2 separate regions of the Homo sapiens genome follow, and region 2 is linked to region 1. Evidence: read pairs that join two places in POLR2A ChIA-PET (ENCODE). Cell type or tissue: PC-9. All regions are shown on one strand. Region 1 overlaps EXOC3L4 (exocyst complex component 3 like 4). Region 2 has its middle 7.5 kb from the start of DYNC1H1.

Region 1 (8,000 bases):
CAGAGTGATTGGGAGGATGAGGAGCAGCTACGGGAGGGAAGGTCTAGGGGAAAGCGGGGAGTAGAAGCTGAGGCTGGGGGTAGGGAGGGTGGGGAAGTTCGGACTTGACTTCTCGGACACAGCTAGGGTGGCCCAGGGTGGGAGCTCTCAGTGACTGTGTCTCTGGGTGGTTTCTTGCCCCTGCTGCTGGCCCCACAAAGGGTGTATTAGCCTGACCTGGGGAGAGTGGGACCCGGGGCTCAGGCCGGGCGTCAGTCTCTGGGGCCTTGCAATCAGGGAGCGGCAGCATAGGAGCCGGGGCCCCCTGGACTCTCCGGGCACTGGGGACAGAGAGACGCAGAGAGAAAAGAGAGCCAGAGAGAGTCCATGGGGGTGTGGGGAGGCAGGCACAGGGACAGGCCAGGCGAGAGCCTTGGGAGGTGGAGGGGGGAGTTGAGAGGGGCCTTCAGGTCTCAGCCCCGCAGGCGCCAGCATGGCAGCAGGCAGGCCAGCCGGGGGTGGCAGGGCGACCCTGATACCGATGTTCCGCCTGCTTCCAGGCTGTGCTCAGGGGTGACCGGGGTAGATGGACAGAGGCTGCCAGCCCAGTGCAGGAGGGCCACATCATCACAGGGACAGTGCCGAGTACCCACTGAGCAGATAGATGGTGACGGCCGGTGGTGCAAGGCATCTGAACCCCGAGGTCCTGAAACCCAAGTCAGGTTTGGAGAACAAACAGGGGCCAGGAAAGGGAATGGCCGGAGGGGAAGCTGGAGGCTGGGCGTGCAGCCGGGAGGACAGAGAAGAAGCTGGGTGGGGTGCAGGTTGTCCGTGAACCCCAGGGGAAGCTGGTGAGGTGTCATCAGCGGGAGGTGGGGGGTGGAGGAAGGAGGTTCCAGGATGGATGCCCGGCTGTGGGGCTCGGGCAGGAGGGAACCATGGAAGGGCTTAAAGCAGGGGAGTGACCTGGCTGGACTTTTGCTTTGGGAAGGTCGAGAATAGCTTGGGAAGCTGTTGGGAGCTGCAGGGTCGAAGGTGGCATGGCTGGAGGCTGAGGGGCCATCTGGGGACCTCACTGGCCCTTCAGCGAAGTTCTGGTTTGGGACAAAAGCAGGCTGAGTGACCCCCAAGCCTCTGCCTATGTAACCTCCTAAGAGATTCACCGCACAGCTGCCCCTCCTTACCCGGCGCTCGTCTGGGCTTCCTGGGAGAGAACCTCCACATCTGACCCCACTCTGGGACCTGCTGACACCTTGGGTCTCTCCGCCGGGAGGGGAGCTTCTGGGCGGCAGTTCTGAGTCCCTGGGGGTGGAGACGTGGCAGGTCCCGCCTCTGCTCCCAGCTCCAAGCAGGCTCCCCAGCCTGAGTGCGCGGCCAGGGGCAGACTCTGTCCCTCTGTGAGCCTCAGGTTCCTCATCTGTGAAATGGGCAAATGACAACCCCTAACTTTGATGTCACAGTAGCTGATCTGTGTCAGGCATCGAGCTGGGCACACAGTAGGTGCTTACTAAGTGTGAGTTCTCCCAAACAAGAAGGCGGGGCCTGGCTTGTCCTTCCCCACATCCCCGCCTCCGTCCTCTTGACAGCGGTGGATGCAGCATGTGCTGAACCGTTCTCTTCACAACACCCCTGCCCTGCTGGGCGCCGGCCCCCATGCCAAGCATGAAGGGGCACCGGGGAGAGAGAAGCGAGTGGAGGCTGGGACAGATGGTGCCCTGAAGTGTGGGTCAAGTCCGAATCAGGCAGGGTCCCTGAACCCTGGCGCTGGGGGAAGTCGCCGACCTGTGGCCAGGGCGGGGCTGATAAAGCTCCATCAATCACTTGACTGTCTCTCCTTCCTCGGGCCTCCATCCAGCTGCTTAGCCGCCTCTGGGAACCTCAAGGAAGGTAGGTAGGCTGCAGCTGGGCCCAGCAGGCACCTTGCTGGAGGGCGAGGGTGGGTGGGGGTCTGGGCCCTGCCCACTTTGGTGTCATTCCACCGCAGCAAACTGGGGCCTGGGGAGGCACACTTCCTGCCCGATGTCACCCAAGGGTTGGGTGGTGGGTCAGGCGGGTGCTTTGGTCCTGGCACCTGGGTGGGGGGCCCTGGGGCTGGGCTAGGGGCAGGTCCAGCCCTTCTTTGGCCCCAGTTTCTCCCAGAGGAAAGTGAGGTTTTGCTGGCCTAATGCCCTCCCCCACCCATGGCCCAGCTTGTGCAATGGGGTGGGTGGGAGGCCCCTCCCCTCTCCCAACCTAAAGCCAGGAAAGCAAACACAGCTCCTAACGCTGGAAGGGGGTGTGGGTGGAGCCTGGCAGGCCACGGTGCCGAGGGCCCTGGGGGAGCAGGAGCAGCCGCAGCTCAGCCACCCCCATGTCCCTGGGACACCCCCTCCATTCCCTGTGTTGGGGAGGGGCCAGAGCATGCTATGGTGGAGAGGGAGAGGAGTGGGGGGAGGAGGAGAGGCAATGGGTGGGAAACAGCATTGAGAACCCCCCCAGTCCCTGGTTAAATATAGACCCGAGGCTCCTCCTTCTGCCGCCCCTGTGGCTGCATGGCCATGATAAGCCGCAGGGTGGCCTTGGCCACTGCCCTCAGGCCCCACACCTCCTCGGCGGGCTCTGTGACACCCAGGGAAGGGGGTGGGCTCCCATGGGGGTCCCTGCCCTCCCCGTTGAGCCAAAGTAGTCAGGCCTTTTGGGCTGAAGGCGGGTGAGCTGAGGGACCTGGAGGGCAGTGAAGGAGCTGGTGGGGGCTGGGGGGAGGGTTTTAGGCCTCAGGACCTAACATCTGGGAAGGCCTAGATGTGGCTGCTGGTCCTGCCCTCGGGTGTTGTGAGCTGTGGTCTGGACTGGGCCCCAGAACTGCATGTCAGTGCCCTCCTCCAATTCTAATGGGAGGGTCTGGCCTGGCAGAGGCCGAGTGACGGTGGGCACCTGCGGAGACCCTTTTTGGGGGATGGTCTCAGGAAAGGCTCCTGATGGAAGCAGCTGTCTATATCTCCGTGCCCAGCTGCGGCCTGGCACACTGAGGGCTCTCGCCAAGAGAGTGGCCTGGTGATGCTTCCTTTTGACAGCCTGAGGGCTGCCTCCTCTGGAGAGCCTTCCTTGACCAAGCCCCTGGGTGTGGCCAGGCCCCACAGGGCCACAACAGGTTTCTGCATCTGCTCCTATGGCCACTCCTTCTTGCCCCCAGCTCTCCTGCTGCCAAGATGCCATCACCACAGACAGACACTCCTGGGCCGGAGCTGCAGAGTCCCAAGGAGGCTGAGGAGCCACAGACTCCAGCTCAGGGCTCCCGGCGAACAAGCAGCAGGAAAGAGCCCAATGCCCACCGCAAGGATGGCACAAGGCTGGGCCTGGGCTCCCTGAGGCAGGCCTTCTCCCGGGCCAGCCAGCGGGCTTTGACCCAGGTCTCCAAGGAAGATACGGGCCTGTTCCGGCGAAGCTCCTGCTCCCTGTTCCGGTCCTTCCGGCAAGCCCTGAATGACGGCCCAGCTACCGGCCATTCCCAGGCCACTCCTGAGGTGCCCTCGGGGGTCATGAATGGTGTCAGCCAGCAGGCATCCACTGGGGCAGCGTCTGAGGAACTGAAACCCGAGGCAGGTAAGGGCCTCAGAAACAACACGAAGCATGAAAGGAAACGGGCCAGAGGTCAGGGCAGCTCAGCTGAGGTTTCCGGAAAGGCTGTCCTCCCTAGCTCCCCAAACCCTGCCCCCGAACATGTGCAATTCTTTATTTATTTGAGACAGGGTCTCCACTCTGTCACCCAGGCTGGCATGCAGTGGTGCAATCACAGCTCACTGCGACCTTGGCCTCCTGGGCTCAAGCGATCCTCCCACCTCAACTTTCTGAGTAGCTGGGACTACAGGTGTAAGCCACTGCACCCGGCTAATTTTTTTTTTTTTTTTTTGACACTGACTCTCACTCTATCACCCAGGCTGGAGTGCAGTGACGCAATCTTGGCTCACTGCAACCTCCACCTCCCAGGTTCAAGTGATTCTTCTGCCTCAGGCCCCCAAGTCACTAGGACTACAGGTGCGTGCCAACACACCTGGTTAATTTTTTTTTTTGCATTTTTAGTAAGACGGGGTTTCACCATATTGGCCAGCCTGGTCTTGAGCTCCTGACCTCGCGATCCGCCCCCTCAGCCTCCCAAAGTGCTGGGATTACAGGCGTGAACCACTGTGCCTGGCCTAATTTTTTAAATTTGTTTTTATTTTTTTGTAGAGATATGGTCTTGCTATGTTGCCCAGGCTGGTCTCAAACTCCTGAGCTCACCCAATCCTCCTGCCTTGGCTTCCTGAAGTGCTGGGATTACAGGCGTGAGCCACCATGCCCAGCTGGACAATTGCACTTTAAATTCTTGCAGCATCTCTGCAATGGGAGCCCCCCCATTGGGCAGATAAGAAAAGTGAGGCTCAGAGAGGTGGAGTGACTTGCCTCAAGTCTCACAGCGTGGAGAATGGGACCTGAACCCAGATATGCATGGCCCTAGATCCCCACCTCTCCATGGCCTTTCACAGCCTGGCTCCTGGTCAAACTAGGGCCATGCACACAGCTGATCACAGGGTTGCAGAGGGTGCAAGGCTCGCAGAGGTACCAGGAGGGGAGGTCAGGGGGATTGCCCAGAGGAGGATACACTGGGGTGGGAAGAGGGGGACATGGAGGTGGAGAGCTCTTGTCGGGTGGAGGCTGGCGGAGAGTGGGGAGCAGCAGGAATGTAAAGCTGGACACGGGCAGGACACGCCCTGCCTGAGCTCCGACCCTATTAGACCTGCAATCAGGGCTGAGCATGAGGCTATCAGGTCCGGCTCAGCCGGGAGTGGAAGGTGGGTGTGGGATCCAGGCGGAAGGTAGGGGTTGACCCAAATTGCTCTGTTCAGCCAGGCTTGGGGCCCCAGGTTCTGCCTCTTCAAAGGTGACTCTAAGGGAGGGCTCCTGGCAGCTGGGGCCTGTTGTTCCTGGAGCAGGCCTTCAGCTGTGCTGGGGCATCTGGCAGAGGACAGACAATCCAGCCCCGATGGATTGAGCCGTGGCCTGCAGGTCTTCGTCCAGGTTCGGGTCTTGGGGCGGTCCCTCTCACCGCCCTTCTCGCCCGCCTGTGCAGAAGGCAAATCCGTGGCCGACCTCATTACTGAACGGCAACTGCTGGCGGCCTTCGAACAGCTTCTGCGCCTGGAGACGCTGCTGGTGGCCGAGAAGGCCTCGCGCACCTTTGAGCAGGACCCTACGGCCTTCGCGCGGCGCGCTATGGACGTGTGCCTGCTTTACGACGGGCTGGCAGCCGAGATCGGCGCCATCGTGCGCGAGACGCTGGACAGCGACGGTGTGGACGCGGCCGCGCTGGCCGAGCTGGCCCGCGTGGTGAGCGCGGAGGAGGAAGCCCACCCTTCTCCCCCCGACGACGGCGACTTCCTGCGCACGCCGCGCCGCTGGCGCCAGCACTGGGAGGAGGCGGTGCGGCGAAGCGCTCAGGAGCGCGTGCGGCGGCCGGGCGCGGGGTGGGCCTTCGGGGAGGCGGAGGGCGCGTCGGGTTTGGCCCAGCTTCTGGCCGAGCTGGGTGGCTTGGTTCGCCGCGACCTGCAGAAGGTGCGGCAGGAGGTGCAGCCCGCGTATGCGGCGGCCGGCTTCCCAGCGTGGGAGGTCTATCTGCGTGCCTTCCACAGCGCCGTGGCCCAGCGCCTCCAGGAGCTCGCGCGCGACGCCCGCGGCTGCGAGCAGCTCTATATCCTGCTGGACTGGGCCGCCAACGTCTACGGCAGGTGAGTCTCGGCCAGGGCGCCCAGTGGCGAGGACAGCTGCCGCTTCCTCCGCAGGCCTTGGGGAGCCGGCTTTGAGGAGCACCGGACCTTTCTTCTCTGTTCCCTCCCTGGGAGAGGGCTGAGAGCCGAGGGCTTCGACATGCTTTCCTCGGCGGGTTAGGCCGTGGGGCGCTCCCGCCCCAGGTTTTCTAGGGGTCACCCATACACAGTTCCAGAATTTGAAAAGTTTCCGCGGGGAGGTTCCCATGGGAGCAGGGCCTGTGCTGGTTCCACCAGGTGCCTTTGGGCGCATCAGAAAAGGGCACATCTTGGCCAGGCGCCATGGCTCACGCCTGTAATCCCAGCATTTTGGGAGGCTGAGGCGGCCGATCACCTGAGGTCAGGAGTTCGAAATCAGCCTGGCCAACACGGTGAAACCCCGTCTCTACAAAAATTAGCCGGGCATGGTGGCACGCACCTGTAATCTCAGCTATTCCGGAGGCTGAGGTAGGAGAATCGCTTGAACCCGGGAGGCGGAGGTTGCAGTGAGCCGAGGTCGCGCTATTGCACTCCAGCATGGGCGACAGAGCAAGACTCTGTCTCAAAAAAAAAAAAAAAAAGAAAGAAAGAAAGAAAAGAAAAAAGAAAAGGGCACCCCGTTAGGCCAGACGGGCATCTGGGTTCAGGGTACAGCCTGCGGGGAGCGGCCACCTCCCGCTCTCTGCCTGGGATGAGGATGGATTGCCTTCCCCGCGGAGCGGTTCCCAGCCCCACCGGCAGGAGCGCCCACGGAGGTGGGGGAGGTTGCCTGAAGTCCCGCACTCCTTAAATTGCTCCTTAAATTGTGTGGGGTCAGACCCGTGTCCGCCCTGCTGTGGGCCTCCGTGCTGCGGGTTGGAGGGTGGCCGATTCCTGAGCTGTGTTTGAGGAGAGGGCGGAGTGCCATCTGGGTAGCCGTCCTTCAGCGTTCTGCAGGAAGGCAGGAACCCAGCTGTCAGAGGCTTCCCGGGAGGGGGTGTGGCATGGCAGCCTAGAGGCGCGCGCGCGTGTGTGTGTGTGTGTGTGTGTGTGTGTGTGTACAGATGCCCAGGTTCGGGATTGGCGTTAGACTTTGAGCCTGGCCAGAAGAGGGGCAGCGGCTGCCGCATCAGAGCCGCTCCCGCCCCCAGCCCCCTGCCCTGTCTTCCAGTCCTGACTTCCTGGGCGCCCCGGGGCTGGCGCTGCCCGCCGAGCCGCTGCCTCCGCTCCTGGCGCCGGACGTGTGGGCCCGACTGGAGAGCGACTACACCAGCTTCCTGGAGGTCAGGCCGGGCGGGTCAGGCTGGGCGGGCCAGGCTGGAGGGGGCGGGCCCTGGGGGGATGTGCGGCGCCCAGGCTATCGGCGGCCAGAGCTGGCTCTGGTTCACCCTGTGGCCCCCGGCGCGGGCTTGTGACCCGACAGGGCGGCCCTCATCCCGGACGGCGCGGGACGGGGTCTGGGAGGGTCTCACCACGGCCCATCCCTTCTCCCCCCAGGCCAAGATCGCAAGCTGCTTCGACAGCATCTTGCAGCTGGAGCAGAGTCACTGGGCGGCCGCCGAGGTCCCCGAGGTGCTGCAGGGCCTCTACCAGGCGCCGCTGTCCATGGACGTCCATATGGTGCGGCCCGGGAGCAGGGGCTGAGAAGGGGCGTCTGTTCAAGCCTCACGCACACGGTGGCGATTTCCAGAACGAATTCCTATCCAGTCCCAACCAACCCTTCCGTTAGATGGGAGCCTGAGGCCCCACGCGGGGGGAAATCGGGGACCCCCGGCGCGCCGACGGGCAGGGAGGCTGCTGGATGGGAGTTTGCGGGAGTTGACTCTCCAGTTGGGCGGCTGAAAGCTGGAGGGGCCAAGACTGACAGGCACAGCGGGGCGGGCTGGAGGCGCAGCGGGGGCTACCAGGGGACCCGCGGCCTCAGGTCGGGGGCTGGGAGGCACGCTCAGTGCGGGGCTTCGCTCGCAGCTCGTGGCCGAGCACGTGAAGGCGGCCGGCGCCATCTCCGCGGAGCTGGAGGCCACCACCCTGCGAATCTGCACGCGGGCGCTCGGCCTCTTCGTGCCCAGGTGCGGACGCATCCTCAGTAGGGGAGCGACCTGGCCGGGTGCGCTCTGCAGGTGGGAGGGAGGAGTCTGCGTAGGGACCTGATTGGGAGGGTGGACCCAGGGTCATCGCGCAGCTAGGGAGGGTCCCCAAAGGCTCTGTGTATCCCGCCCCAGGTTTGAAAAGGCTTTTCTGGCGTCGGAGGCGGTGAGCGAGCCGCACCTGGGCGCCTACATC
Region 2 (8,000 bases), 1.1 Mb before region 1:
TGCTTTTCAGTAAAGGAAACTATTTTTTTTTTTAAGTCTGTCCCTTTTAAGCCTTTTACATTCCTCAAGTAAGGCTTACCCCCAGAATGGGGGTCAGGGATCGGTGCCGATGGGGCTAGAGCACCACCATCATTGCTACTGCTAATGACAATGGTGATAGCAACAACAGCCGTGATTGACTGCTCACTGTGCTAGCAGCTGTACCACATGGTCCCATCTGTTCTTCACACAGCCCCAGGGGCAGGTACGCTCATGGGAACATAGCACAGGGTAGTTAACGGACTCATCCAAGGTCATGCAGCTGGGAGTGGCAGCACCAGGATCCCTCCAGAACCAGAGCTCTTTCTCACCACCCACGTCAGTGCCAGCAAAGCCTCCCAAACTCCTCCAAAGCCACCTCGATAACAGGAGAGAGGTGTCCTTCACCAAGCCCGAGAGGGAGACTGCCAGGTGCCTGTGGAATAAGCCCTCTGGTCCAGATGAGGACTAGCAAGAGGAAGGGCTGTTTGCCTTCTTTAAAAAGATTACAATAATGACCGGTGTTTATTAAACACATACTATGTTCTACAATAGCGTTCTCCAGGCTGACGTCACCTATAGATCTCTAGCCCCACAGATGCTCCACTGAAAAATAGTTTCATAGCTGGGCACAGTTGTGTGCACCTGCAGTCCCAGTTACTTGGGAGGCTGAGGTGGGAGGATCACCTGAGCCTGAGAAGTCAAGGCTGCAGTGAGCTGTGATCACACCACTGCACTCCAGCCTGGGTGGCAAGAGTGAGACCCTGCCTCGTAAATAAATAAATAAATAAATAAATAAATAAGAAAAATAGTCTCACAGCCAAGTAAGTTTGGGAAGGGCCTCCTAGAGGATTTGAAAGGAGCTGCAGTGATGACACCCCTTCAGCTTTGTCTAACTCAGTGATTCCCAAATCTCTTTGGCCCCAGCAGCCCATTTTCATTGCAAGATCCATCAACAGGCCTCAGGTCTCCAAGTTGGTATTCACAGGCTGTCTGAGCAGTGCTCCTTTTTTTTTTTTTAATTTCTTTTTGAGATAGGGTCTCACTCTGTCACCCAAGCTGCAGTGCAGTGGCACAATCTCAGCTCACTGCAACCCCCACCTCCCAGGCTCAAGCAATCCTCCCACCTCAGTCCCCCATCACCACCCAGTAGTTGGGACCACAGGTATGTGCTACCACGGCCAGCGAATTTTTACGTACTTTTTGTAGAGACAGGATTTTGCCAAGTTGTCCAGGCTGGTCTTGAACTCCTGGACTCAAGCCATCTACCGGCCTCGGCCTCCCAAAGTGCTGGGATTACAGGCGTGAGCCACCGCACCCAGCCTGAGCAGTGCTTCTAAACATGGTCTCGCCATGTCTTCCCCTCATGCTCGAGGAATGGAAGTCAAGTGTAGAGAGGTCAGTGGCTGATCCACAGCCCCCTACTCACTCTACTTAGAAAATAAATGCTAAAGAGTTTTAATATACACAAAAAGTAGTTACAGGCTGGGCACAGTGGCTCACGTGTGTAATCCTAGCATTTGGGGAGGCTGAGGCAGGAGGATCGCTTGAGTCCAGGAGTTCAAGACCAGCGGGGGCAACTTGGCAAAATCCTGTCTCTACAAAAAATACGTAAAAATTAGCTGGCCGTGGTGGCACATACCTGTGGTCCCAGCTACTGGGTGGTGATGGGGGACTGAGGTAGGAGATCAAGGCTGCAGTGAGCTATGATAATGCCACTGCACTCCAGCCTGGATGACAGAAAGAGACCTTGTCTCAAATACGAGAGAGAGAGAGAGAGAGAGAAATAACAGTTACAATAAGGCTGTCTGGCAGCACTAGTGGATTCTGCAGTGATAAGGGAAAGAGTAACACTATTTTCTGATAAATCCTTTTATGTTCCATCACCTTTAAGGGTGAAATAGGGTTTTGTTTTGTCAATAAAAATGTCGACATGTCCCCCCACTGCCACGGTGAGAAGGGACCACGTCCTGAGGCCCAGCAAAGTCCCAGTCTTGCAGACATGGGCAAGCCTCTGGGAACTTTGGGTTGCCTGTGAAATGTGCATGTCCTTTGGAGTAAAGTGGGGAGTTCTTTCTTCAAAGTGAGGCTGGGTGTGGTGGCTCACGCCTGTAATCCCAGCACTTTGGGAGGCCAAAGTGGGCAGATTACCTGAGGTCAGGAGTTCGAGACCAGCTTGGGCAACACAGTGAAACCCCGTCTCTACTAAAAATACAAAAATTAGCTGGGCGTGGTGGCAGGTGCCTGTAATTCCAGCTACTCAGGAGGCTGAGGCAGGAGAATTGCTTGAAGCCGAGGGGGTTGTAGTGAGCCAAGATTGCGCCACTGCACTCCAGTCTAAGCAACAAGACCAAGACTTGGCCGGACCTGACGGTTGTTCTAGGTTGTTCTAGGCGAGTGACCTAGGTCATTCTAGGGTGTCCAGTCTTTTGGCCTCCCTGGGCCACGTGGGAAGAATAAGAATCGTCTTGGGGCACATAAAATACACTAAAGACAGCTAATGAGCGGGGAAACACAAAATCACAAAAAATAAAATTAAATAAAAGCTTTAAGAAAGTTTACAATTTGTGTTGGGCCGCATGCGAGCCGCGAGTTAGACAAGCTTGCTCTAGGTGGTTCCAGGCCTTCCTGCGTGCCCAGCTGGCGAGGCGGATGGAGGAGATTCTGCTGCTGCCTCTCCAGCAGTCCTGGGAGGAAAGGTCTCATGGAATTAAAGGAAACAGCTACGTTAATATCTGCCAGCGCCCGCTCGGAGCCGGGCCCAGCCCCACGTGCCAGGACAGCGGGCAGCTGCGGGCGCTGTGCGCTGGTGGGGACCTGAAAGCGTCCGGATGCGCTGGCCCCGCTGCTGCTGCGCGGGCGTCCCGGGCGGGCCCTTGGCAACCGGCTTTCTGCACTGGACGCTGCCGCCCAGAGAGCTGCTCATCGACGTTTGGGAGAGAGGGAGGGAATGTTTTAGGATTCCCAGCCCTTCGGCACGGGGAAAATGGAAGGAGAGGACCCGGCCCATGCCCCTTGGTGGCTCAAAGGCTCTAGACACGGTCGGCCTCCGGGTTTGAACCCCTCCTCCGCCTCCTGTTATCTCTGAGACTTCAGCAAGCTACTGCCCTTTCCAAACCTGTTCCTGACCTTCGCATTGCAGAGTTAATCCATCTGGTGGATCTGGGGATGCTGGAGGAAGCCGTTAGAAGCCCCCGGCGCGTGGTGAGGACGCAGCCGGAGACGCAGGCCTCTCCCTCCAGCAGTGGGGCGTGCCCACAAGTCCCCCCTCTCCAGTGTATGCAACAGCCTAGTGTCTGACCAGGCTCCCATTCCACGACTCCGCAATTCCACGGCCAGCACATCCCAGGATTCAGTTTCAGGGTTCTACCCCTTCCTGAGTCAGCTAAAGCGCAGCAGGGACATGCTCTGTCCGGGGAGAACGTGCTGGCCCAGGTCATCTGTCATCTGTCACACCAGTATCGACGCAAGAAAAGCATCAAGACTTTTTTTTGTCTTTCTTTTTTTGAGACAGCGTCTCACTCTGTCGCCTGGGCTGGTGTGGTGTGATCAGGGTTCACTGCAGCCTCGACCTCCCGGTGCCCAAGCGATCCTCCCAGCTCAGCCTCCCAAGTGGCTGGGACCACAGGCCCATACCACCATGCCCAGCTTATTTTTCGTAGAGATGGGGTTTCACTTTGTTGCTCCGGCTGGTCTCCAGCTCCTGGTCTCAAGGGACCTTCCCTCCTCAGCCTCCCTAAGTGCTAGGATTACAGGCATGAGCCACCGTGCCTGGTCCCTGCCCAAGCATTTAAGCAAATTTAATTTTATTCAGAAGCCTTACTGAAGCCTGGAGGCTGAAGAATACAGGCCAGAAGTCTTTGAGAGAGGTACTGTCAGAGTGCTCCAGAACAGCATTTCAGATCGCTTATATCCAGGTAGTGGAGGTTTAGTGCATGCAAAATCACATCAAAGTCTGGGTACAAGAGTACATCTGGTTGTAGGCCAGGCATGGTGGCTCATGCCTGTAATCCCAGCACTTTGAGAGGTTGAGGTGGGCAGATCACAAGGTCAGGAGTTTGAGACCAGCCTGGCCAACATGGTGAAACCCTGTCTCTACTAAACATACAAAAAGTAGGCTGGGCGCTGTGGCTCACGCCTGTAATCCCAGCACTTTGGGAGGCCGAGGTAGGCAGATCATAAGGTCAGGAGTTTGAGACCAGCCTGGCCAACATGGTAAAACCCCGTCTCCACTAAAAATATAAAAGTTAGCCGGGAGTGGTGGCGGGTGCCTGTAATCCCAGCTACTTGGGAGGCTGAGGCAGGAGAATCACTTGAAACCCAGAAGGTGGAGGCAGCAGTGAGCTGAGATCGCACCACTGCACTCTAGCCTGGGCAAAAGAGCGAAACTCCGTCTAAAAAAAAAATACAAAAATTAGCTGGGTGTGGTGGCTCATGCCTATAGTCCTAGCTACTCGGGAGGCTGAGGCAGGAGGATCGCTTGAACCCGGAGGTGAAAGTTGCAGTGAGCTGAGATTGTGCCACTGCACTCCAGCCTGAGTGACAGAGTGAGACTCCATCTCAAAAAAAAAAAAAAAAGAGAGAGAGTACATCTGGTTATAGATTGTAGATTTATAACCACATCAGGTTATAATCAGCACTAACCCCGTCATATGTTATCTTATGTACAGGAAAAGGCAAGGCTACGGCCATTTATCTTTTAAGGAACATATTGACTCCAGCAAGACACGTGGGCTGTGTGCTCTGTCCTGTTTTGTCTTCAGAGCATCTTTCCAGAGAGCTACACGTGGTCACAGAGGCAGGGCTTTGTGAAATTACATTGACAAGCAGAACTGAGCACACATGGCTTCTTACGCTTGCTACTTTGCCTCACACCGGTTACCCTGGCCCTCTGGTCCCACACTTCTCCTGGCCTCAATGGGTAGGAGGGCCTCTTTGGCCAGCCTGCCTGGGGTCTTGTCACCTGGGTGCCAGCTCCCACTTCCCCAGCATTGCTCTCTAGGGGCCGGTGGGCAGCAGGACCCCCTCACCTGCCTCTCCTCACCCCAGCCTGGAGAGTCTTCTTGTGGCTCTGTCACCTCCTGCTTCCCCAGCATGCTTTGCCTACATGGGAGATTCTAACTTTCCCCTTTCTCCCCCATATGCCCTTTTACTCTCAAGGGCTAGGACTTTTGGGAAAAAAAAAAAAAAAAAAAAAAAAAAAAGCCTGAAAGACCAATAGGCACCTTCTGCTTTCAGTCCTAGAACCACAGACCAAGCTAGGCTCCTGCACGAATGGGGAGGCAGAATGTGAAATGGAGGGAGAAAATCAGTCAATATAGGCAGTTCCAGCTTTGCATGGGTCCAATCTATATGGACAAGATTTCCTTACCACGGTTTAGTTCAATAACACCAGTTTCCCAGCCACACGGTTCAAGTACCAGTTACCATCGTAAATTACCTGTGAGTAATTGAATAAAGTACAAGCTTTGCTGCCAGCTCTTCAGTCCACAAATCACTGCATCATAAATGACAGAAGCACGTCATGATCCATGGTCAATTACATCACTGGCCCACAGAGGTGAATGTGTGATAAAGAAATAAAATGTGATAGCCCTGGAGAGGACATTCCAATCAAATATAAGTGAGGTCATAGAGGAAACAGTTGCAGGAGAGAACATGGATGCTGCCACCAACGAGGGGCTCCAGCAGTGCAGCTAGAGGGGTTGAGTGAGGGCAGCCTGTCCACAGAAATAAGGAAACAGTTGAGATGAGAAGGATGATGATATCCTAGGGGGTGTGATACCAGCAAAAAAATCTCACATGAAAGGAACTCTGGGAGATATTTTGAAACTCTGGAAGTGCAAAGGATAAAATGTTGGAAGCTACTCCAACTAGAAAGCAGCGTGGCAACTCACCAGGGCCTGGAAGAAGATGCTCAGCCCAGGCCGGGCGTGGTGGCTCTTGCCTGTAATCCCAGCACTTTAGGAGGCCAAGGCAGGCAGATCACTTGAGGTCAGGAGTTCGAGACCAGCTTGGCCAACACGGCAAAACCCCGTCTCTACTAAAAATACAAAAAAAAAAAAAAATTAGCCAGGCATGGTGGCATGCATCTGTAATCCCAGCTACTCAGGGGGCTGAGGCAGGAGAATCGCTTGAACCTGGGAGGCGGAGGTTGCAGTGAGCCGAGATTGTGCCACTGCACTCCAGCCTGGGTGACAGAGTGAGGCCCTGTCTCAAAAAAAAAAAAAAAAAAATTCTCAGCGTTTCTAATGTTTTAAGTTAGAATGTACTAAATGAATATTTATTTTAGTATTTTTTTAAAAAATAGAGACAGGGTCTCTGTCACCCAGACTGGAGTGCAGTGGTGCAATCATAACTCACTGCAACCTCAAACTCCTAGTCTGAAGCAATCCTCCTGCCTCAGCCTCCCAAAGTGCTGGGGCTACTGGCATGAGCCACCATGCTCAGCCAATAAAGATAAGAACACTTGAACACTGTCAACCAACATGGCCTAATTGACATTTCTTAGAACATTCCACCCAACAACAGCAGAACACCGCCTTCTAAGGTTGGGATTCAAGGCATGGCTGTATTGAAAATCCAAGGAAGGCTTGGGTGGGGATAGTGGCTCATGCCTGTAATCCCAGAACTCTGGGAGGCTGAGGCAGGAGGCTCCTTGAGCCCAGGAATTTGAGACCAGACTGAGAAACTTGGCAAAACCTCATCTCTACAAAAAATAACAAGCAAACAAAAATTACCTAGGTGTGGTGGCATGTGCCTGTAGTCCCAGCTACTCAGGAGGCTGAGGTGGGAGGATTATTTGAGGCTGGGAGGGAGGTCGAGGCTGCAGTGAGCCACGATTGTGCCACTGCACTCCAGCTAGGTTGACAGAGTGAGATCCTGTCTCAAAAAAAAAAAAAGAAAAGGGCCGGGTGCGGTGGCTCACACCTGTTATCCCAGCACTTTGGGAGACTGAGGCGGGCGGATCACCTGAGGTCGGGAGCTCGAGACCAGCCTGACCAACATGGAGAAACCCCGTTTCTACTAAAAATACAAAATTAGCCACGTGTGGTGGCACATGCCTATAATTCCAGCTACTTGGGAGGCTGAGGCAGGAGAATCGCTTGAACTCGGGAGGCAGAGGTTGCGATGAGCGGAGATCGAGCCATTGCACTCCAGCCTGGGCAACAAGAGCGAAACTCCATCTCAAAAAAAAAAAAAAGAAAGAAAAGAAAGAAAGAAAAAAGAAAATCCAAGGCTAGAGGGCGCTGGAGAGGGCGTGCTGATAGAACACAAACCAGCCTGAGGGCCAAGCCTTGGGCCCCTCCAACCTTCAGAGGTCGCGAAGAGCAGGATCCAGCAGAGGAGACTGAGAAGGAACCTTGGTGACGAGGAGGATCTGGAGAGTGCGGCCACCAAAAGCCAGGTGAAGGTGGTGTTCAGAGAAGGAGGGAGTGCCGGCTGCATCAGTGTGTCCACGGGTCAAGCAAGATGAGGACTGAGAACTAGTCACTGGATTTGGCCACGCGGAAGTCACTGGTGACCTTGCCAAGAGTGCCTGCCCATGAATGTGGGGATGGGGTGGGAAAGGCAGTGCCCACATATGCTTATTCTCAAGGAGTTTTGCTGGAAAGGGCAGCAAAGCAGTGGAGAGGTGCTGGCAGTGGGCTACGGTAGGGCTTCCTTCTTTTCCTTTAAAGAAGGGATAGAATAGCTCAGACATCGGTGGAAAAAATCTAGGAGAGAGAGAGAACATCTGGGAGCGAGGGGAGAATTTCAGAGGTGATAACCCTGAGAGGAGATGGAGGCAGCACACCCAGGGAGTAGTGGTCCTGGCTGGGGACACCGACAGCCTTTGGTAAGAGAAGGGGCCACACACTACCAGAGGGAAGGGCCAGGGCGGTGTCAGAGGTTTTGAGGGTCTGCAGGCAGCCTGGGTTAATCCAGGGGTCAGGAGAGCCAGGTGGGAATTGTCTGCCCAGGTAGAGACAAGATTCACT

What was found. ChIA-PET counts read pairs that join two places held together with the same protein. Peaks named below come from ENCODE experiments on the same cell type or tissue, not always from the same donor. Only the 100,000 strongest peaks of a DNase experiment are listed, where the experiment ranks them.
Region 2: POLR2A ChIA-PET joins it to region 1 with 10 read pairs; 2 of 35 experiments call an interaction of 5 or more read pairs at or near these places.

What each region holds. Positions count from the first base shown.
Region 1 is chr14:103,097,053-103,105,052 of GRCh38, forward strand. EXOC3L4 (exocyst complex component 3 like 4) reads left to right here. Exons shown (of 12, transcript NM_001077594.2): 2 at 3,152-3,561; 3 at 5,066-5,720; 4 at 6,889-7,000; 5 at 7,215-7,337; 6 at 7,686-7,786; 7 at 7,940-8,000. The coding sequence starts at 3,168. Among named protein-coding and RNA genes, the nearest start is that of EXOC3L4, 6.3 kb to the left of the region's middle. RefSeq lists a silencer at 1,295-1,464 and an enhancer at 7,506-8,000. In PC-9, no CTCF peak of the experiment used is centred here; DNase peaks (open chromatin) are centred at 3,529, 3,909, 6,699, 6,979 and 1 weaker place; H3K4me3 peaks cover 2,493 bases; H3K27ac peaks cover 2,781 bases.
Region 2 is chr14:101,953,071-101,961,070 of GRCh38, forward strand. No RefSeq gene overlaps it. Among named protein-coding and RNA genes, the nearest start is that of DYNC1H1, 7.5 kb to the right of the region's middle. In PC-9, CTCF peaks have their summits at 887, 1,093, 5,946, 7,307 and 1 weaker place; no DNase peak of the experiment used is centred here.